Linked DNA regions of Homo sapiens: region 2 is linked to region 1. A link is a loop called in an ENCODE intact Hi-C map of the cell type or tissue named here. Cell type or tissue: dorsolateral prefrontal cortex. All regions are shown on one strand. Each heading gives the region's core, and the rest is flanking DNA. Links, peaks and the distances in the headings are about the cores only. Region 1 overlaps LINC00673 (long intergenic non-protein coding RNA 673). Region 2 overlaps LINC02003 (long intergenic non-protein coding RNA 2003).

Region 1 (2,909 bases), core at 258-2,757:
ACCCTCACAGGCCATAATGGAGACATAACATGGATCAAAGGTTTCCTTAGGCAAGTATGGGGCCAGAGGACAGCAAGGCCTTGAGGGAAATGCACGATGGATTCTGGGGGCATTTGGAAACCAACAGGCCCCCTTCTGTCCCTCAAAAGACCTGGGGGCCCCACTCAACCTGGTGCAAAGGAATTCTCCTTCATGAGGGCTCTAGCTGAGGCCTTGGTGGGGATGTGTGCAGTGGCCAGGAAACCCAGAGAGAAGGGCACCAGTGGCCAGAGATGAGATAATGACACTGTGGTGTTATTTGATAAACACACACACACACACACACACACACACACACACACACACACACACAGGTTTTCGTCCTAAGTTCCTAGCTCATAACTCCCATAGCCCTTGTTACAGTCTTTTGCTATAATGTTGGGCCTCAGGAAACAGAATCCCTCTCCTGCCCTCCTTACACCTGCTCCAAGACAGGACTCTAATCTTCCCCACCTTTCTGACTCATGAGACCCTCCCCAGAGAGGAATCTGCCCTATACCTTGGGGAAGGAATGCTGACGTCATGAAGCTTCCATGAAACCCCAAGAAGTCAGGGTTCTTCAGGGAGCTTCCAGATAGCTGGGCACATGGAAGTTCCTGGAGGGTGGAGCATCCAGGGAGGACAGGGAAGCCCAGTGCCCCTTCCCCCACACCTCACCCTATGCATCTCTTCACCTGTATCCTTTGTAACAGCCTTTAGAATAAACCACTAAATGTGTTTCCCTGAGTTCTGTGAGCTGCTCCAGGAAATTAATTGAACCCAAAGAGGGGAGTCATGGGAACCCCAACTTAAAGCTGGTCGGTGAGAAGTTCCAGAGGCCTGGACTGGCCACTGGTGTCTGGGGAGGAGGGGGCAGTCTTGGGTACTGAGTCCTCAACCCATGGGATCTGATGCTATCTCCAGGTAGATGGTATCAGAGTTGAATTGGTGTCAGGGAGAAACCTGCACACATTCGGTCACCAATGTCTTCCGTGTTGACTGTTGTAGTGTGAGGGCAGAGGAAAAGCACGGTTGGAGAGAGTTTTCCCTACACAGTTACAATGAGAGCCCAGAGGGACTGACAAGAAGAAAAACGGTTCAAGACATTTCTCTGCAGATGAACTGGGACAGGAGAGTCTGCATTTTAGAGTCAACTAAAAAATAAAAGGATGAAAAATCAAAAAGGCAACCAATGTGCAGACACAGAAGTGCTTGTGTGCTCCAGGCAGCTCTCTGATTGGTGGCCAAGAAGGAAGCCAGGAGTCTTTGCCACAGGTGTTGCCAGGGCCCTCTGGACACACCCTTTCATTTGGACCTGAAAACACCCCACACAAACCCAAAGTTTTGCTGACCTTCCTCTGGTTTCGTTTCTCCACCTGGTTAGTGGCCCTCTGAGCTGTCTCGGAGAGAGCCCTTTTCCCCTGGGAGATGCATGCAGCTCGCAAATTAATTGGCAACAGCCGGGTGAATCACCCAGGGACTTCCTTCTTGTTGCCGGGCAACTGCATGCACTTGGCAGTGGGACATTAAACACAGAGGGGAATGCTGTGAGGCATTTGCAAAATAAAATAAAAAGCAAAACATACAACACCACAGACTCTCATCCCAGCAGGGCTGGCCCAGCCAAGGGATGTGTGGGGGGATGAGGGAATCCACACAAGGGAGGAAAATGAGGTTAGGCCATAAGCAGATCCTAACTCTCCCTCCTCCCCACAAATCAAACTCTTCTAGATATGGCATTTGTATTCCACTAAAGACACACCTCTATTAGCCTAGAGAAAGACCATAGGAGGAGCAGGAATTAGAAGGCATCTAGAGATCTGATCCCCTAGAATTACAGGGAAGCTTTGCAAAGCTCGCTACGGAACTACCATAGCTACTGATTATGCTTCTCCATCGTACATCACTCCACAGGTTAAGTCACCTGACTGAGGTGACACAGGCCCCTCTAGGGCAGGATCCTTCCATACCCTCCCCTCCACCCCCAGTCCCTTTCCACTTGAATATTTTCATGTCTGTTGCTATGGCCACTGGGAGTTGATTAGACAAACCCTCCCAACACATCGCCTTGCCCTGTAGACCATGTTTCTGGCCTTTTTAAAAAAACCCCAGACAGAAGTGAAATCTATGTACATTCTGTGTTTGGAAAAAAAAGATGGGGACAAGAAATGGAAGAACAGTAGCAAGAGGGCTCCTGTTGGGGGCTGAATAGTAGCCCCCAAAGATATCCACACCCTGATCCCTGCAAGCTGTGAATCCTACCTCATATGGCAAAAAGGCCTGTGCAGATGTGATTAAGGATCTTGAGAAGTTGGCCTGGACTATCCAGGTAGGCCCTAACTGTGATCACAAGTGTCTTTATAAGAGAGAGGCAGAGGGAGATCTGATCCCAGAGAGGTAGTAGGCAGTGTGATAATGGAAGCAAGAGGTTGGAAGGATTCAAGGAAGGGGTCAAAGAAAACAGATTCTCCCCCAGAACTTCCAGAAGGAAGCCACGCAGATGCCTGGACTTTTGCTCAGTGAAGCTGGTCTCCAGAACTGTGAAAGAATGAATTTGTGTTGTTTTAAGCCACTACCCTTCCCGAAGGCAGGACTAATCTTCCCCACCTTTCTGACTATAGGTCTTGAGACCCTCCCCAGAGCAGGACCCGCCCTATACCCTTGGGGAAGGAATGCTGATGTCATGAAGCTTCCATAAAACCCCAAGAGGACAGGGTTCTCTGGGGAGCTTCCAGATAGCTGAGCACATGGAGGTTCCTAGAGGGTGGAGCATCCAGGAAGGGCATAGAAGCTCCACAGCCCTTCCCCCACACCTCACCCTATGCATCTCTTCACCTGTAGCCTTCGTAACAGCCTTTAGAATAAACCACTAAACGTGTTTCTCTGAGTTC
Region 2 (2,909 bases), core at 209-2,708, 54 kb before region 1:
GGGCAGGAGGGGCTTGTGACTGAAGTGTGGGGAAGAGAAGCTTTAATTAGCCTCCTTGCTTCGCGGGGTCACCCGCAGTTCAACCGCCCTGCCTCCGCATGCTCCCAATCACGTAGTGGGAAGCCAGCCCTGCCGCGATCTCGCCACGCTGCACACAGCCTGCATGGCTGGCCTCTGCTCCCCGTGTCCAGGGATGGGTTCCTGCCCCTGGCTGTGTGCTGGGCAGGAGTCCTGCAAATTGGAAAGGAAAATCAGCCAGCACCATCCCTTAGAACATCAGTTTTGAGACAGCCGCTTTGCCCCCATCTCCCAACTCACAGTACAATACTGCTGCAGCAAAACCCCAACCTTGGTTCCATGAGCAAACTCACTTTGCAGAGAGTGCCAAGCCTCTCTGTCAGAATGCAAAGTGCTTTTGCCAGTCCTCAAAAATGGCCTCCGTGATAACGAGGTTAAAAGAGCACTGGGCTTCAAGTCGAGCTTACCGACATTCTGAATTCTGCTGCCTTTTAGTTGTGCAGCCTTGGAAAAGTTTCCTCATCCTCAAAAATAACAGAGCATGGATGAGAGTACCTATCCTTCCTACCTTCCAATGCTGTGAGCCCTAAGCAGGAACATATGCAAATATACTTCCCAGTGTGCCAAATTCTAAATAAATGACACGTATTCCTAGCCGTCCAGCCCACTAGGCGTGTGGCAACATCTTGCCCAAAATATCAGGCTCAGAGACTGATTCTTTCCACACTTGTTTATTCACTTAACTCGGCCACTGCCCTGAAGCCCAATTTCTTCCATGAAGACCTTAACCTGAATCCCCAGCACCTTGCTGCTAGGATTTAAAAGCTGGGGCTAATTTTTCCTGGTATAAGGACATTGTCCCCAACTCCACCCCCATCTATCACTGGTTGCTTACTCTTCCTGAACATTCAACCACTCGGTGAGGGTTGTACGGGAAGCCAAACACAGCCCTTCCCAGATCCCTGCCTTGTACTTTACATCAGCTTCAAATTCCCTAGATAATCAAATAGCCAAATTCATTTGATAACAGCATTTCTTTGCAAGCATGCTTCTCAGTGCCAAGCCTCATACTAGCGCCTAGGAGAAGTCCTTGGCTGTTTCTGGGCTGCCCAGAGGGGCAATAAACAGTGAGACCCTAGGGTTTACTCTCCGACTAGGACTGTCTTGGGCAAATGACTATGGATTTCTTAGATCTTTGGGGAGAAGGCAGAGGCAATTTCACAGATAGAATCCAAAGAGTGGATGCTCAAAGGTGCTGAATGAATGAATTCTTTAGTCATCATGTTCTCTGGGAGAAACGGAAACTCTCATCCTTCGATTTGGTTCATAAACGGACCCATCGGAGAGGAGCCCCTCACCCAGTGCTCAGCCTAGTGCTGACCCATTAACATGCAATGAGTGTTAGACCAGAGGAGACAGATCGAAGAGAAAGAGACACAGTCTTAGATTCCCCAAGAGGTCCCAGCCCACGCACTCATGATTATGATTATAGCTGGCATGTATGCGTTATCCAGGCCTTCCGAGCACATTCTCATGCATTTTCTCTTTTGATCTGAGGCAGATAACGCAGATGGGAGCATGCGCCTGGAAGGCCACCCTGCTGCACAGCACACTGACTGAGCAAGAACAAAGACCGTAAATGAAGAAGGATGTTTGCATTCTGCTCCTCGCTTGCCTGAAAACAGGAAACTTTGGAGACCTGTTCTGGCAAGGTTTCCACCTCTTCCTCACCCCAAAGGTGAATAGCCTAAGAGGTCTTATTTTTATTACTTTTTTTTAAGAGGACAAATCCTTTCCAAAGCACTTTTCTTTTTCCTTTCGTTTTGCTGCTGTGATAGGGAACTGTGTGTGTTCTGATGGTTCAATGGGGAAATGAGGATCGATCATGAGTGATTTTCCCGAAATGCAACCTGTGCAGGTCTTGCCTTCCTCAAGCACCTGCGAGGAGAAGTCGTCACTAGTGGGGAATTCCAGCAGGTGACCCAATCGAGACAGCTGGGCAGGCTCCTGGAGCTGATGGCTTGGGAAGGAGGGAGTCAGAAGTGGCAGGCCCATGGAGGTATGCCTGTCCGCGGATGACCGGGATCACAAAACAATGACACTGACTTGTCGTGGGGATGGTATGAACAGACATGAGGAAGGATTGGAGAAGATCTCTGTTGCTGACAGAGGACAGGGACCAGTCAGCTAGGAAACCCAGAGGCCAGATATGTCTGAGCGTAGGAGCAGGAGCAGTGAGGTATCTCTGGAAGCAGCAGGCAGGACCTGGGCTGGAATGGCTTTGTGAGATTCTATTCTGCAGCCTCGGCAGCCTGAGTCTTACAGCCCCAATTCTTAAAGTTGAAACATGTGCAAGGTACTAAATCTCTGTATCAGTCAGGGTCCTCCAGAGAATCAGAACTAATAGTAGATGATAGATGATAGACAGATGATAGATACATAGATAGATACATAGATACATAGATAGATACATAGATACATAGATAGATACATAGATAGACAGATAGATGATAGATAGACAGATAATCTATTTTAATAAATTAGCTCAAGCAATTGTAGGCACTGGGAGGTCTGAAATCTGGAGGGCAGGCCAATAGGGTGGCAATTGTGGATGTTGCAATCTTGAGGTCAAAATCTGTAGGGCAAGCTGGCAGGCTGGAAACCCAGCCAGGAGTTGATGGTATACTCTTGAGGAGAATTTCTTCTTCCCTAGAAAACCTCAGATTTTGCTTTTAGGGCCTTCAACTCATTGGATGAAGCCCACCCTTATTCCCAAGGATAATCTCCTTTACTCAAGGTCAACTGATTGTTGATGTTAATGACATCCACAAAATGTCTTCACAGCAACGGGATTGCTTCACAGTAATGGGATTGCTGGGTCAAATGGTAAT

Evidence for each region. Hi-C counts contacts between places; a loop is a spot of excess contacts. Peaks named below come from ENCODE experiments on the same cell type or tissue, not always from the same donor. Only the 100,000 strongest peaks of a DNase experiment are listed, where the experiment ranks them.
Region 2: it touches region 1 in a loop (2.3-fold over the local background); 8 of 110 quality-filtered maps call a loop at or near these places.

What each region holds. Positions count from the first base shown.
Region 1 is chr17:72,406,131-72,409,039 of GRCh38, forward strand. All of the region lies in intron 3 of LINC00673 (long intergenic non-protein coding RNA 673), which reads right to left. Among named protein-coding and RNA genes, the nearest start is that of LINC02003, 65 kb to the left of the region's middle. In dorsolateral prefrontal cortex, for the core only: no CTCF peak of the experiment used is centred there; a DNase peak (open chromatin) is centred at 1,501; H3K27ac peaks cover 2,203 bases.
Region 2 is chr17:72,352,151-72,355,059 of GRCh38, forward strand. It overlaps LINC02003 (long intergenic non-protein coding RNA 2003), which reads left to right. Exons shown (of 4, transcript NR_135222.1): 2 at 1,580-1,756; 3 at 1,857-2,077; 4 at 2,755-2,909. Among named protein-coding and RNA genes, the nearest start is that of LINC02003, 11 kb to the left of the region's middle. In dorsolateral prefrontal cortex, for the core only: no CTCF peak of the experiment used is centred there; a DNase peak (open chromatin) is centred at 1,595; H3K4me3 peaks cover 1,330 bases; H3K27ac peaks cover 2,260 bases.